Regions from separate parts of the Mus musculus genome. Here region 1 is linked to region 2. The links are chromatin loops, found by intact Hi-C in ENCODE. Cell type or tissue: gastrocnemius. All regions are shown on one strand. Each heading gives the region's core, and the rest is flanking DNA. Links, peaks and the distances in the headings are about the cores only. Region 1 holds the start of Swi5 (SWI5 recombination repair homolog (yeast)). Region 2 has its middle 16 kb from the start of Prrc2b.

The links. Peaks named below come from ENCODE experiments on the same cell type or tissue, not always from the same donor. Only the 100,000 strongest peaks of a DNase experiment are listed, where the experiment ranks them.
Region 1: it touches region 2 in a loop (4-fold over the local background); 14 of 42 quality-filtered maps call a loop at or near these places.

The regions. Positions count from the first base shown.
Region 1 is chr2:32,286,658-32,294,961 of GRCm38, forward strand. It overlaps Swi5 (SWI5 recombination repair homolog (yeast)), which reads right to left and starts at 1,412. Exons shown (of 5, transcript NM_175190.5): 1 at 1,229-1,412; 2 at 940-988. Golga2 (golgi autoantigen, golgin subfamily a, 2) reads left to right here and starts at 1,669. Exons shown (of 26, transcript NM_001080968.2): 1 at 1,669-1,739; 2 at 5,436-5,558. The coding sequence starts at 1,692. In gastrocnemius, for the core only: a CTCF peak has its summit at 3,141 (motif pointing left); DNase peaks (open chromatin) are centred at 1,475 and 7,927; H3K4me3 peaks cover 3,103 bases; H3K27ac peaks cover 5,251 bases.
Region 2 is chr2:32,130,972-32,139,300 of GRCm38, forward strand. No RefSeq gene overlaps it. Among named protein-coding and RNA genes, the nearest start is that of Prrc2b, 16 kb to the right of the region's middle. In gastrocnemius, for the core only: a CTCF peak has its summit at 3,256 (motif pointing left); DNase peaks (open chromatin) are centred at 1,472, 1,790, 3,251 and 7,117; H3K4me3 peaks cover 1,431 bases; H3K27ac peaks cover 4,973 bases.

The DNA of each region.
Region 1 (8,304 bases), core at 1-8,000, 160 kb after region 2:
ATTAAACTAGTGTGGGACCACAAAAGGGCATCCTTGAATACAGCCTGAGTCTGGGACCAGCCTGCCTCCATCTGAGGCTTAAAAGCCATCTTATTAAGTACAAAATACACTCAATCCTCTTTATGATTAAACCTGCTTCTCAAGGAATTGGGCTATGCCCCACCTAAAACCTTAACTTCAAATGGTTCTGCATGGCCTGTTACAGGGATGGCAGTCTTGTCTTTGTTCCAAAAAGTTGTTTATAACCATCTTGCAACCCCACCTTTGTTTCAAAAGGAAGACCTTGTTCTGCCCATCTTGCAATCATGTCTTTGAGGAGGTCATTTGGACTAACGGGTATGCTTATGTTCTGCCTCTGTAACCCCACCAAGTCCCCATTTAGAAACCCCCTACCCCTGAACTCTAAAAAGCCTTGTCGTCCTCAATCCGAGGCTGACTTTTCGAGCTCCGCCTTAGGGACCCGTTTACACGAATTAAAATGTTTGCTTTAACCAACTGTTTGCTTTGAGTTGGCCACTATGATTTGGGTCTTTCTCCTCTAATCTTTGGTATTGACAACTGTCTCAAAGGGAAGGGGTATAAAAAAAAAAGAAATTACTAAAAAGAAGCGAATCATCTAAAAGAGTACTTTAAAAATTCATCTTTTGAGGATGAGAAATGAATAACTTTGAGTTTTGGGGGTGGCATTGGGAGTGGTCAGCATAAAGATGCACATATTTCTTGACTGGGGAACCATGCAGGGACTGGTGGCAGGCTGGGTGAGGGGACAAAGCAACGAGCAAGAGCGGTTGGAGAAGCGTAGGCATCGGGCAGGTAGGACTGGGAGGGGAGGAACCCATGTCTGAGAAAGGAAAGAGAAGGAGTGGAATTAGGAAAGGGCTAAGCTTGGAGGCGACCGGCGGGTGCTGGGATGCAGAGGGGTGGGGCTGATATACTCACCGGTGATCGGTAGCCGCCATGGTAAAGTCGGCTGAATTCTGACTCACCCCTGGGGAGGAACCCGAGAAAAAGGCTGATGAGGATGGGGTTACCGAGGGGGCGCGGGAGCCGCAGCTGCAAGAGGTTGGGTCGGGACCCAGCTACTGGGATGGGGTGGGGGTCTTTGGGGTCGGGGTGCGCATCGTGGGAAGGGGAAAGTGTGGAGAACGGGTTACGGAGAGGCCTGGTGAGGAGGCGTGAGGGGTCGGGCAAGGGCTGGAAAACGAAGCGCGGCGCGCTCCTCACCCACCTCCTGAACCCTAAGGTCCGGGGCACCCGGAGTGGGGTGGGCTTAAACTCGGAAGGGTCCAGGGTTGGGGTTAAACGGCTGCTTCAGGGAACTAGAAACCGACGACGGAGACCACCAACCGCCCCACGTCAGGCTGCGCACGCACCAAGTTAAAGCGGTTCCGCCCCTGCTTCCCATAGGCCGCTGTGAGGGGTCATGGCTGCGCGCGCAGCTCTCGTCGTTAACTCCACCCGTCGCTCAGGCCTCGCGACCGCGTGGCCACGCCTCCCTGTCGTTCATCGTTCTCATCAGCCAATGGGCTTGGAGAAGGTAGGTCACGCTGGGTTTCCGAGCGTCCAAGGGGCGCTCTGCACCCGCCTTCTCTGGCCCTTGTAGAGAAGCCGTAGCTTCCGGAAGCAGTTTCGCGGTGGCTGCCGGGATCGTGGTGATGTGGCCCCCCCGCTTCCCCCCTCCCCGCCCCGGGATGTCGGAAGAAACCAGGCAGAGCAAATTGGCTGCGGCCAAGAAAAAGGTAAAGCGCTCCGGGTCGCGGCCCCTTGACCCCACCCGAGCTCCTCCAACGGCAGGACCCATGACCAGAGTCCGAGTCTTTCCCGAGACACACGGGTAGAAGAACCCCTCAGCGCCCTGGGCTCCCCCAGTGAAGTCTTCTCAGCCAGCCCCGCCCCCTCAGCAACCCAGCCCCCGCCCTCTCAGTCGCCCCTAGGTGACTTTGGTCAGTGACACAGGGTCTCTTAGCCCCCGGCTCCGGACGCTCCAATCCAGACCTCCCAGGGCACCTGTCTCCAAGGTCCTCGGTCCTGGCCCTGTAGGCGACTCGGGCGTTGGTAGTATGGAGTGGAATGTAGTTACGTCACAGTCCCCCCTCGAAACTGTCATTACTACTCCGAGTCTGGTTTGGATTGCTCCACCTGCTCACCTAATGTTGTTGCCCCTTTTCCCGTTTCTCTGGTGGAGAACCCATTTCCACCTGGAAGGGAGCCCAAGTGTGGAATCTAGTGCGGAGACGCTGTAGGCGCCCGCATTCCCTTAACTTAGCATTAGTGTGAGCACAACACTGTCAGCACCCCTTGCTGACATGGATTGGTTTGGTTTGGATTTGGTTGTCTGCTCTCTAGAGAGACTGTAATCTCTCTGGAGCAAAACGCATGTTATAGTGTTGATCAGTGTCTTGGGGAACTGAACTTAACTTAAAATTCAGCCAGAATGTCTTTTCCAACTGGGGTGGTGAGAAGCACGGGATGCGGGTGAGGCATCTCACGGGAAACATCACTTTCCCATGCTTCTTTTGAGAGAAAAAAACCATAAAAGTCTGGTTTGGCATTTTCATAGATTTGTAGAGACTTCTCTCTGCGATGACAAGGGCTGTGCCCTTTCTGTTCCCATGTTCACTAAAGCCGTGGCTTCACGGTTTCTGCCCTTCTGTCATGTTGTAAACTTAGGAAGCAGGTTTAGGAAGTACTGCGGTGTACCTTTAGTATGTGTTGCTAAAACGGCCCCAGTGGAGTTAGGAGTGGAGCTGAGTTGTTAGGGTGTTTGTTTAGTATATACAAGGGCCTGTTCAGTACTCAGCGTAGTTTGCAAGAGTGGTGGCCTACCATGTATGAGGCTCTGGCTTGGATCCTGCAATGGCATTAGCTGGGCAGAGCAATGCATGCCTCTAATTTCCAAGACTGGAGGTAGAGGCAGAAGGATCAGGCCTTCAAGGTTATTTTTGTCTATATATGGAATTTGAGACCAGCTTGGTATATGGCATACCCAATATTGGGGCTGGAGAGAGGTTCAGCAGGTAAAAGCACTTGTTGCTCTTGCAGAGGACCTGGGTATAGCTCCCTTCACCCACAAGTCAGCTAACAACTATCTCAGCTAACTCCCTGGCTAGATGTTGTATATTATGCCCTCTTCTGGCCAATTAGGTTACTGCATGTACATGATGTACAGACATACATGTAAGCAAAAACAAACAACTACCCTCATATACATACAATCTTTTTAAAAATTAAATTAGATTTTGTGTTTGTTTTTGAGACAAGGTCTGTGTATTCCTGGCTGGCCCTGAACTCAGATATGCCTTTCTCTACCTGCCTAGTACTGGGTGAAAGGTGTAGGCCACCAAACCCAGCAATCCTGGTTTGTTTGTTTTCTTTTTTGAAGGGAAGCTGTATATATATGACTCAGTATTAGAATGCTGGGCTCTCATGCATAATGCTCCAGGTTCAGTCCCCAGCACTGCAACAACAACAAAGAAACCATTGATGTACTGGGCAGTGGTGGTGCACGCCTTTAATCCCAGCACTCGGGAGGCAGAGGCAGGTGGATTTCTGAGTTCGAGGCCAGTCTGGTCTACAGAGTGAGTTCCAGGACAGCCAGGGCTACACAGAGAAACCCTGTCTCGAAAAACCAAAAACCAAACCAAAACCCTCATTGACGTGAAGTTGCATTGAGAGTACTTTGGCTTTTGACAGTGCGATGGCTCATGGGTAGAGTATTTCCACACAAGCAAGGGGACCTGGGTTTGGATTTCCTAGATTCTATATAAAACCAGACATGGCAGCATGAATCTGTAAGCTTAGATGTCTGGCTAGATGAATGGTGGAGACAGAATTTTTAGAAGCTGAGGGGCCATCTAGCCTGGTGTGTGTGGTAATGAGAGACTTGTCTGAGAGTGGGAAAGAGGAAGCAACACTGAGGCTGTCCTCCGACATTGTTGCATGCACCATGACATAGCTATGTATCCTTTCTCACAGTGTGCATACATATATGTTTCCTCTGACAATCCTGTATATGTCATAACATGCATGTGTTCAGGCACACACACACATACACACACACACACACACATATGTTATAAGGATATGGTCTTTGAGAATTATTCCCAGCACAGACATGACGGTTCACAATCATCTGTGATTCCGGTTCCAAGGGTTCATGCTCTTCTGAACTCTGTGTGCACCAGGTATACATGTAGTACGCGCGCGTGCACATACACACACACACACACACACGGGCAAAACACTCATGCACATAAAATATACTTAAAAATAAATAAGAATAAAGACGGTCTTCTGTTATATAGTTGCTTGGCCTGGAACTTGCTATGTAGACCAGGCTAGTCTTATCTCATCATAGATATCCCTCCGCCTCTGCTTTGAGGGCTAGGATTAAAGGGGAGCACCACCATGCTAGCAAGAGAAAATGTCTGAAAAGAGGAGTGGGGTTTAAGGTCCAGGATACATAGTTCTTGTCTAGTAGTTCATGTGTTTGCCTGTTGTCTTTGGAGTCTGGGGATCACTGGGGAGCCCAGGCTGGCTCCCCTCTCATGCCTCCTGCCTCTCCCAGGAGTTGGGATTATAGATAGGTGACAGCACACCCAGCCAATTCCTGCCAACTAAATGTTTACTCTCTGGTCTCTACCTTTAGATTTTTCCCTTTGGGAGCTGCAAACCCCAGAGCAGGGCATCAGAAGATTTGAGTTTAGATTCCGTGTTTGCCTCTGTGTGTATGTGTATGGGCATGTGTGTATGTTGCTGGAATGGAATTTAGGGCCTCTTGAATGCTAGCCAAGTATTCCACTGAGCTACATTCCCAACCCAATTACTACCTTTTTAGCCATGCCATTTCTTCTGCCATTAAGAGGTCATTATTATATCTTGTAGACTCGTGGTACCATTACATGAGACTTACGTACATAAGAGTATTTTTATCGGGCCCTGGAGAGATGGCTCATCAAATAAGAGCACTAAGTGTTCTTCCAGAGGACCTGGGTTTGGTTCTCAGCACCTACATGACAGATTGAAACTACCTGTAACTCCAAGATCTGACACCCTCACACAGATAATACATGCAGGCAAAACACCAATGTACATTTTTTTTAAAGTATTTTTATAAAAACAGCATAGAAAGAGACCAGGCATGAAATATTCCACTCTGTAATCTAATTTGCACAAGGGCCTAGGCCTGATTTCCAGGACTGTAGAAACCAAGTATGGTGGCACCTGCTCCTGGTGCGTTTAGAAGTTCAGGCAGGAAGATCAGATGTTCATAGTCATCCACATAGTGAGTTAGTGCCCAGCCTGGGATACGTGAGACTGACTCAGATGGCACATACAGAAACACGAAGCAAAGAGCTCAATAAACTAGAGGCTGGAGTAGAGGCTGTGAGTGTGAGGCAGATGGCTCTCATTTCTCTCTGTTCTCCTTTCCACAGCTGAGAGAGTATCAGCAGAAGAACAGCCCGGGTGTTCCTGCAGGAGCAAAGAAGAAGAAAAAGATTAAAAATGGCCATAGCCCAGAGAGACCCACTGCCAGTGACTGTCAGTCACCAGAGAATGTGAGTCTTGGCCAACAGAGTCCTGTGGAATGGGGGCAGGTGGGAAGAAGCGGGGAGGGCTGTGGTTCAAGTGGAAATGTCAGGTGCTGGTTAAAAAGTCTGGCTTTGAGGGCTTGTTGCCTAGTTCAATGGTAATGAACTAGGGCTCATCTCACAATGGCCCTGGGTTTTATCTCAGCACAGGAAAAATTAAATCTGAGTCTGAATTCTATCTCTCCATCAGTTGGCAATATGATAACTTTAGGGCAAGTTGGTTAAACTCTCTGAGCCTCTTTTTACATAGCTGTACAATAGCGGTAATATTTTTAATGTGTATCTATAAAGATTAAGTGAAGTTTATTGCGGTTGTTTTTCTATTAATTCCCCTAGTGGAGGGTCTGCTGTGGAGTTAACAGTGAGCTAATAGGTACCGCTTGATTTTCTTGGTTTGGGGTAGAAATCAGACCAGAGGGAACATCATTGCTCTCATACTTCTGAAACGCAGCCATCTGTAAGAGATTTGAGTGTTAAGTCCATCATTGTCGTGAGCTTGCTGGGTTACCTCAGGAAAGTCACACACACACACACACACACACACACACACACACACTTCCTTCATCTGACAGGATGATGGTGGACTAGCTTATTGTCTTACAGACTCTCTTTTTAGCTGTACTGTAGCTGTGTAAAAGTGAAGTCTTATTTGAGAGTCAGGTTTTAAGGTGGCCTTGGGGACTGGGGCCTTTGCAGATTGCTCCCTGTAATCCTGGGTGTGTGGAAAGGGTCTTGTGTATGTTGAGTTGCTGCATTGGTCAGGTGTATTGACTCCATCCCTTGGGGACTCTTGCTTACTCTGAGGGCTGCCTCTGACAAGGCAGCAGGTGGCTGCTTGGAAGGATGGCACAGGCCTGGGTATTGATCTGTGCTCCTGAGTGTTCCATCTCCCTGACTGTTTCTCTTCTTCCTGCCCTGACTTTCTTACTTCCCCACCCCTCCCTGCCCCCCTCCTCCCTCCCTCCCTCCTTCCCTCCCTCCCTCCCTCCCTCTCTCTCTCTCTCTCTCTCTCTCTCTCTCATCCCTCCTCCCTCCTCCCCCCTTTTTCCCTTCTTGCCTGCTGTAGATTAAGGACATTCTGAAGGTGCTGGTGTCCGACCTTAACCGTTCCAATGGGGTCTCACTCCCCCCATTAGACAAGAGGAAGGTGAGGCAGTACTGAGCGAGACTCCCTCTGGCTTGCTCTCCCAGCCATGCATGCCACAGAGGCCTCCCTGCTTTGGGGACCCTCTGCCACTGGCTCACTTTGTGTTGCCTCAGTTAACCATCAGCTCCTGTGTCTGCTTTGTCAACTGCTTGCTTGATTGGGTTCTTTTCTTTCCCTGTATCATTTCTCATCTTAGAGAAGATGAGACCCACCTTGAAAGTTAAAGCTAACTGGGGAAACAACTTTCAGATCGGATGTTTATGAATGAGACTAGAGTTTATGACTGCCTAGCATGGTACTGTCAGACTGGGACAGATGGAACACAAAAACACCTTTCAGGTCTTGTCCTCTGGGCATCTGTCTCTAAAAAACTAGACCATAGAAATTTGTGGTTCTTTTTTATGAACTCATTTTAGTTTGAAACTTAGGAACATAAGGTTATGAGAAAGTGAATTTATTGTATAGTTTCTGGGATTAAGACTTTTTTTTTCTAAGAAACCCTCAACAGGCAGTGGTGGCACATGCCTCTATTCTCAATACTCTGAAGGCATAGAGACAGGCAGATCTCTGAGTCTAGGAGGAAGTGGCCATGCCTGGTCTACAAAGTGAGTTCAAGGACAACTAGAGCTACACAGAGAAACCCTGTCTTGAATAAAAAAAAAATGAAGAGAAACTAACTGCGAAAAATGTAAACTTAACTAACAAATGAGTGACCAGGAGAAGCTGCCCTCAGTCTCTCTGAAAACTCAGTGGACTGAATTCTTGATAGGAAAGGCACTTTGCTAAACAGTGACAAAACAGATGAGCAAGCCAGGCGCAGTAGTCCATGCCTGTGAGCCCAGCGCTCCAGAGACTGAGGCAAGAGGACGGCAAGCCCAAGCCAGCCTGGGCTGCATCTCGAGAGCCAGTCTCAAGCCAATAGCAGACTAGATGCACAGGACAAGAGTCACGTGACCTCCAGGATGCCTCACATAGGGACAGGAGCGCTGGTTCCCAGTGGACTCGAGGCTGGGGAAGGGACATTTGTAGCTGCTTCGATGGTGAAAGATGAGCTGACAGGCAGGCACAGTTCAGACACGGAGCATCCAAGTGCAACAGGACCTGTGTCGCAGGGCTGAGAGTTGGCCTCCTGGACATAACTTAGTACTTCAGTTTACATGTGCCAGGGGACATGTGCCAAACAAAAGGAGCAGGCTTCTGTCCAACTGAAGGAGTGGTCTGAGCCAAGGCCATGTCCTGTTATTCTGGGGACTCGCAGACTGGCGTTGGCTCTTTTCCGCTAACAGAGCTGATGCTGGGCAGGTGCTGCAGTCTGCTCAGGTGCTGGGCCTCAGTACTCAGCTCAGAAATGGCACATTGTGTGTATGGGAATGGGGGACACATATTTGGTGTTTGTTGTGCTATGGATTCACACAGCCCGGGCTCTGGTTTCCCCTTCAGGAAATACTCACCAGAGCACCCCACCCCCCACCCCCCGTCCAGAAGTGAAGACTTTCCTTGTGTTTTTGAAAACTTTCTAGAATTAGTAACTGATTTTCTACTCCAGGAGTAAAGGAGATTAATATC
Region 2 (8,329 bases), core at 31-8,030:
CTCTGGCTTACTGGGTGCTGGGGATGGAAGCCTGGACCTCCTGCATGCTAGGGCAGTTCGTTCTCTCTCTCTCTCTCTCTCTCTCTCTCTCTCTCTCTCTAGTCTTTAGCCCCTGTAAGGTATCCTTTCTGATCCAAGCCACTGTTACATATACACAGCACAGTAGACTGAAAATGGAGATGGGGTCCCCTCTCCCCTTCCCTTTGGAAGCTCAAAAGATCTGACAGAATGATTTGGGTACCTGTGAGCCGCCGAGCCCTGGGGTCTGGACTCTCAACGTTGGACAAACCACAAGGTCTCTGACCTCCTGAGTCTTTATCTGCAAAGAGGCCTGAGACCTTGTGGGGAGGTTTTGAAGAGAGGGACAGGAGGAGGCAGCCATGGAATCCATGACTGATAAGCAAGAGTAGAGGGCCCTCTCAGAGGCCGTAAAGCCCACGCAGGTCAAGGTTATCCGGGTTGGAGTAGAGCCAGAGACAGGAGGCAATGAGACACAGAAGGCTAAGTGTCACAATTAGAGGAGTCAGATGCAGAGCAGTGATCCCAGGCTGCGTGGCCGTAGGGACCAGTGTCAGCAACTCCCGTCCAAGCCTGGCCCATCCACTACTACCTTTGTGTCCTGAAGCTAACCTCAGTCTTTCCCATCTGCAACATTAGCCAGGGCTAACCCCCAGCCTGTCCACAATGCACAGACCTCCAGCTAGCCCCAGCTTGGGGATCCTGAAGAGAGCTCTTATACCCTCTAGCCCAGCCATGAGCATCCATCCTGACCCTAACCAGGGTGTGCAGTAGAGACATGATAAATGGAGCTCTGTCCCAGGGATGTGATGTTGGTCCTGGGTCTGAAAACTTAGCCCACTTACTGTCTGGCCCTCTTAGCTTACAGAGGTTTAGCAGTTGAACTGTGCACCCCCTAAAGTAGATGTGTTGGGGACCTAACCCTAGGCCCCCAGATGTGACCTTATTTTGTCTTTACAGCCATAAGAAGAAGCTAAAATAAGGTTACCCTAGCTTACTAAGATCACCTTATTTAAAAAAAAAAAAAAAGCCACAGCATAAACAAACGGCAGGAGTCCTCCTGTATGATAGTTCAACAGATAACTGCATTTGCACCAAGCTGACAAGTTGGTTCAATGCTCAGGCCCTACATGGTGGAAAGAGAGAACCAACTCCGAGAAAACATTCACACACAAATAAATACATTTTAGAGAAAAAACAAGAGGCAGATCTGAAGTTCAGTTCCAGTGGTTAAAACAAAACAAAACAAAACAAACAAACAAACAAACAAAAAACCCACTTCACACCATGTCCAGGGTTTGAGCCTCAGACCTAACAAACGGAACTGGTGAAGTTAGGGCCTGGGAGCACTGCTCAGTGGCCAAGTGCTTACTGTGCAGGTGTGAGGAGCTGAGGTCGGCCCCTTGGCACCTGTGTAAAAGCCGGGGGCAACAGTGTACATCTGCAATCCCGCTCTGGGGGGACAGAGACAGCAGAGTCCTGGGGGCATGCTGGCCACACAGTCAAACTAACATGGTGAAGTCCAGGTTCACTGAGAGACCTTGCCTCCAAAAAAAAAAAAAAAAAAAAAAAGTGGGAAAAAAATAGAGCCAATTGAAAGCACATACGAGGGGGCAGGCAGGGAGTTCTCCGAGCAGAGAGAAGAGCACAGATGGAAGGAGGCAGCGATGCTTTCATAAGGCAAGGAAAAGGAGCCAGAGGCTACCGAGAGGGAGAGGCCAGACGGGAGGGCGTGGCCAAATGGGAGGGAGGGGCCAGACGGAAGGGAGGGTCCAGATGTGAGGGAAGGTCAGGACGGAGGGAGGGGCTGGGGGAAGGGAGGACCCAGAGGGAAGGGAGGGGCCAGATGAGAGGGAAGGTCAGGACGGAGGGAGGGGCTAGGGGGAAGGGAAGACCCAGGCGGAAGGGAGGGGCCAGACGAGAGGGCGGAGCCAGACCTAGACAGCCTTTCCCTAGGTCTTCACACCTTACCTTTGGCCCACTGATCCCCTAAACTGTGAGGTAATACACTTCTGTGGGTTGTTACAGTGTCTCTAGCAAACTAAAGTACCTACAGTACCCAAGTCCCTAGCCCTAACCTTTGCAATGTAATAAAGCCTGGAACCATTAAAAATAAAACAATGGGCTGGAGAGATAGCTCAGCGGTTTAGAGCACTGACTGCTCTTCCAGAGGTCCTGAGTTCGATTCCCGGCAACCACATGGTGGCTCACAACCATCTGTAATGAGATCTGATGCCCTTTTCTGGTGTGACAGCTACAGTGTACTTAGATATAATAAATAAATAGCCGGGCGTGGTGGCACACACCTTTGATCCCAGCACTTGGGGGGCAGAGGCGGGTGAATTTCTGAGTTTGAGGCCAGCCTGGTCTACAGAGAGAGTTCTAGGACAGCCAGGGCTTCGCAGAGAAACCCTGTCTCGAAAATACATACATAAATAAATAAATAAATAAATAAATAAATAAAAAAGACAAAAGGCCTCCTGCATTCCTACCACTATCTCTTATTGAATTTAAGCTTATATAGCTTTTGCCTAGCTTTGTATGTAGTGTGTGTGTGTGCCCAATGAGCAATGCATGTGCAGTGTTGAGGCCGGAGGCTGACATCAGGTGTCTTCCAGAACAGCGCTCCATCTTGTTTTTTGAGGCAGGATCTCTTACTGAAGCAAAAATTGACCAGATGGGTAATGGTAGCCAGTGAAATCCAGAGGTTTCCTTGTTTCTGCCGCACCACCAGTGTGGAGGTTACAGACATACACTGCAGCACCTGGCTGCCAGGCAGGTATTTAGGGACCCAGATCCAGGCCTTCATGATTGTGTGGCAAGAGGCTTGCCAGCGGAGTCATCTCTCCCTCAGCAGAGTCTCATCATGTATCTGTGGCTAGCCTTGAACTTGCTATGTACATCAGGCTGGCTCTAGACTCACTGAGATCCCCCTACCCTTGCCTCCTGAGTACTGGAGCCCACCACACCCCGGGACCTTTTGTTGTAAGACATTCTTGCACTGTAGCCCAGGCTGACCTTAAACATACAGTCCTTCTGCCTGTTCCCCAATGTCTAGATCATGCTCAACTTAATCAATATTCCCTGAACTCCTCTCTGTACCCAGTCTCTGTATTCTGGTGGAGAAGTACCCTTTTTCCAGATCTTTAGAGCCCAGTGCTGGCCACAGAAGACCGTAACTGGAATAAATATAGAGCTTGTGGCACCCCCTGCTGGTCATCCTCAGCATAGCACTCCTCTCTCTAGAGAAGGTGAGTGTTTGCTGGAGATTTATTGAAGGCAGGTGAGGGCGCTGCAGGACATGCTATAACAGTCTAGATGTCTAGACTTGATGTCTGGAGGAGCCCCAGGAAGTTTCATAGAACCTGGATGGCAAGGAAGGCCCTGATCAGAAGAGAGGTGCAGGGAAGGGTAAGATGTAAAGGCTTTGTATGGAAGGCCATTGGAATCCCATCACAGGAGGGACAAGAATTAAAAGCAGAGGACCCTGGGTAAGTGCCAGCCTGCATTCAGCCAGGAATCTTGACCCAGGAAGGTGTTGAGGTCCTGGGGGGAGTGGCATTTCTTGCAGAGCCTTACATGGCAGCATTTCCAAGGAGTCAGTCAGGAAAGGCATGGGGTAGGGGAAGGATTCCTGCTGCTGCTGAGAGCTCCCCTAGGAAGAGGAGGGAAACAGGCTAGGGAGTGAGTAGGGGACATTCCATAGGTGGATACAGACCACAGCTCCTGCCTCGGAGAAAGTAAGAAGAGACAGTTTTACTCTTGGGCCAGGGAGATGACTCAGTGAAAAATGGGTTTGCTGGGAAAGTAGAGGAACCTGAAGGACCCCAGAATTCAGATCCCCAGAACCCAGGTAAAAAGCCGGGGGGAATCCCAGGAACAAACCAGCTGGCTAGACTAGCCAGAACTGTAGCGCTCCAGATTCAGTGAGAGACCCCACCTCAGTGCATAAAATGGAAGCTGTTGGAGGAAAGTCCCAATGTCAACTTCAGGGATCACACACACACACTACATACAAAGCTAGGTAAAAGCTATATAAGCTTAAATTCAATAAGAGATAGTGGTACGAACGCAGGAGGCCTTTTGTCTTGTTTATTTATTTATTTATTTATTTATTTTCGAGACAGGGTTTCTCTGCGAAGCCCTGGCTGTCCTAGAACTCTCTCTGTAGACCAGGCTGGCCTCAAACTCAGAAATCTGCCTGCCTCTGCCTCCCGAGTGCTGGGTTTAAAGGCGTGCGCCACCACGCCTGGCATAGCTAAGCAGTGGTGGTGAATGGTTTTCATCCCAGTGCTTGGGAGGCAGATTTGAGGCCAGCCTGGTCTACAGAGTAAGTCAGGGAGCCAGGACTATACAGAGAAACCCTCTTTCTTTCTTTCTTTCTTTCTTTCTATCTATCTATCTATCTATCTATCTATCTATCTATGTATATGGTTTGGTTTCTGGATTCTTTGGTTTTGTTAGTGAAATTTCCTTGTGTAGGCCAGGCTGGCCTCAAACTCTCAACCCCCTGTCTCTATCCCACTGCATCTGACTCTACTCTGTTGCAAATATATATATATATATATATATATTGTTTGGAGATGGGGTCTCATATAGACCATGATGGCTTCAAACTCTCCATGGAGCCATGCTGACTCAGACATGAGGCTGGCAAGAAGATTGCTATGGGTTCAATACCAGCCTGGGCTACAGAGTAAGACTCACAATCAAATGTTACTTTTGGTGGCAGCACATGCCAGTGTCATCTGCATCATCTGTGTGGAGCCCTGTCTGCTGACAGAGGACTTGTGGCAGCCTGGCTCTGTCAGCTTTTGATATTTGCTGATGAAGAACTAAATTTCAGATCCTCCACAGATTGCTGCTGTTTTATTTGTTACAGTTTTGTTGTTTTTCTGTTGTTTTGACAGGCTGGGCCAAGGTGGTGCACACCTTTAATCCCAGCACTCAGACTCAGGAGGCAGAGGCAGGTGGATCTCTGAGTTTAAGGCTAGCCTGGTCTACAACAGAGCGAGTTCCAGGATCACCAGGGCTATACAGAGAAACCCCTGTCTTGGAAAAAAAAAAATGCCTCAGTGGCTAAGAGCACTGGCTGCTCTTCCAAGGACCTGGGTTCAATTCCCAGCAACCACATGAAGTTCATAACTGTCTGTACCTCCAGTTTCAGGGGATCTGACACCCTCACATCAATGCACATAAAATAAAATTATTTTTATAAGAAATGATACCTTCATGTTTTAATTTTCTCAGGCCGTTTGTGACCCTGTCCTCTAAGCCTCCCCCACCCCTAACTCCTGACCCAGTCTGCTGCTGCTGCTTCTTCTTTTTCTTCTTCTTCTTCTTTTTTTTTTTTTGGTTTTTCAAGACAGGGTTTCTCTGTATAGCCCTGGCTGTCCTGGAATTCACTTTGTAGACCAGGCTGTCCTTGAACTCAGAAATCTGCCTGCCTCTGCCTCCCAAGTGCTGGTATTAAAGGTGTGCGCCACCATGCCCGGCTTGCTTGCTTGCTTGCTTTCTTTCTTTCTTCCTTTCTTTTTAAAACAATCTTTTTTTTTAAAGATTTATTTATTATTATATCTAAGTACACTGTAGCTGGCTTCAGATGCACCAGAAGAGGGCGTCAGATCTCATTACAGGTGGTTGTGAGCCACCATGTGGTTGCTGGGATTTGAACTCAGGACCTTTGCAAGAGCAGTCAGTGCTCTTACCCGTTGAGCCATCTTCCAGCCTTCAGTCTGCTTCTTAAGAGATCCAAATGCTGTCGAGTTTATCGTTAGTCCCTTAGCTCATGGTCCCTTCCTCATGTCCCAAGAGCACAACCATCAATCACCTCTGCAACTGTTGTCAGCCCCAAGGATTCCACTGTATTTGCTGGGATCCTTAGTCACACCCGCCCATTCCCCACGCAGGTCCAGTAACAACACACATGAGCTGGGGACTAATGAGGGTGGGTACATCTTTCTGGTCACAGCTGTTATAAACTTTTGTGTACAAGTATTCTCATTTCTCTGAGGACAGTTGGTCCACTTTGACAAATTTATAACTTTTTGTTTGTTTGTTTGTTTGGTTTTTGAGACAGGGTTTCTCTGTATCCCTGGCTGTCCTGGAACTCATTTTGTTGACCAGGCTGGCCTCGAACTCAGAAATCCTCCCTCTGCCTCCCAAATGCTGGGATTAAAGGCGTGTGCCACCACCGCCCAGCTAATTTATAACATTTCTGCATGAACTCCTGGAGGCCACAGGCGACCTTACATGCCTTCCTAATAGCTCTCCACTTTTATTATTATTTTGTGGTTTTGTTAGATATGTATTTGATGTGCATGAGTATTTTGTCTGCACGTATACATGTGCCTCATGTTCATACCTGGTGTTTTTTTTAAGTCAGAACCAGGACAAACAAGACTATAGAGAGGATTTTGCCTTGGAAAAACAAAAAACCAAACAAGATCAATAACAAAATGTGGTTGGGTACGATTCGCTTTCTACAGGCCTCAGAACTTCAGACCAACTTTGCAAAGCCTTTGGCTGGTTACACTTCCCCTGAAGTTCCTCTCCTGCCACCAGAGACCGGTTAATAAGGCCGCCCAGCAACTGGCCTTTGACTAGTGGTGGCTAAGGAAAGAGTTCGGTGGGAAAACGGCTAGCCATGAAGGCAGGAGGACGTGATTTCAATCTCCAGCACCATGCGTGGTGGAAAACCGCAGAGCTGGAAAGGCGGAGACAGGAGGATGACTTCAGCAGCTCGCTGCCCAGACAGAGCGTGACTTGAGTGAGAAACCCCGTCTCTGAAACACAAGACAGACAGCCCGGTGTTCTGTATCTGCAGGGGACTGACTGCTCCTAGCTGCTTACTAAGTTACCAAGCCTGGGTTCCAAACTCGAGGAAACCCGCTGCGGCCGGATCCCGGGCGACCCGGACCGCACAGCAGCCAATAACAACCGGGCGCTGCCAGCCCCACAATCTGCCGGACGTCGCAGTACGGATGACCTCACAGCGCGTCGCGGAATCTCAGCCAATCGGAGCAAATTTCTGGGAGAGAGGCAGAAACTTCACCCAATCGCTTACCCCCGACCATAGCTCGTCCAATCACAATGCGAGACAGTAAACCCCTGCCCCTCCCCCCCAAAAAAAAACAAGAGGGGGAAAGGAAAGGGATGCGGCTATAAGGCCCCACCCTCTACCCCGCGATAACACGGATCTGCGCATGCGCGGGAACGCTGAGGCGTTGCAGGCTGTGCTATTCCTGGGTTTGATGACCCGTCTGTAGTACACTGCATGAAATATATATATATATATATATATATATATATATATATATATATATATTTTTTTTTTTTTTTGTTTTGTTTTGTTTTCTGAGACAGAGTCTAGTAAAGCCTAGGCTGGCTTTGAACTCCTTGTGTGTACGAGGATCTTGAACTGATCTTTTTGCCTCCTCCCCTTGAGTTCTGAGATTACAAGCGAGCATCACCACACCCTCTAGAATGTGATTCTTTGAAAATTCATCCACTCTATGAGCGTTAGTTTAAATAGGACAAAAACGCTTAGGGCATTAATCCACTTAGCGAGCACTGCAACAGATGCCCGCTTGGTTCTTTGAGGAAGTCAGAACAATATGAAATTGTACTAATATGGATTTACATGGATTGACCCTCAGCTGAGATAAGGGTCCCTGGTCAGTCTGTATGCTGCATATTACTGAAGTGGTTTTTTTGGTTTTGTTTTTTTTAGATCAGATAATCAGAAATAAAAAGATCATGTTTCCCTCTTTTACCCCAGAGGGTCCTTTTGTACCCTCCCCCGGGGTAGCAGCACTTCACTCTGCAGACTTTCCTTTTATTGTCTGTAGAGAGGCAGGCGCCTGGCAAATGTGTGTGTAAGCCCTGGAGACAGATTGCCTGGGTTGAGGCCAGGCCCTGAACATACATTCTTAGCTATTTCAAGCAAGGCATGTAACCCTTTCATACAATATCTTCTTTAGAATGAAGGTATAAACAGAAGCTGTCTCTAGATTCTTGTGAAGATCAAGTGAGTTTGTATCAACATGTTCAGAATGATGCCTAACCCATAATAAGCAATGAACATGGACATCACAACACTATCTCCTCCTCCCCCAGTGCACACCACCAGACTGCTATCTCCAGTCTCCTAAGCAGTTAAGTGAGGACCAAGGGAGGGAAATCAGAAAATCTGACAGTGGTAATTTGGAGATAGGTACCCATGGGGAACACCAGCAAGCTGAGTCCGGAGGGGTGGGTAGGACACACCCATGCGAAGGGAGTTAACAGGAAATGGGAAGGATTCACACCA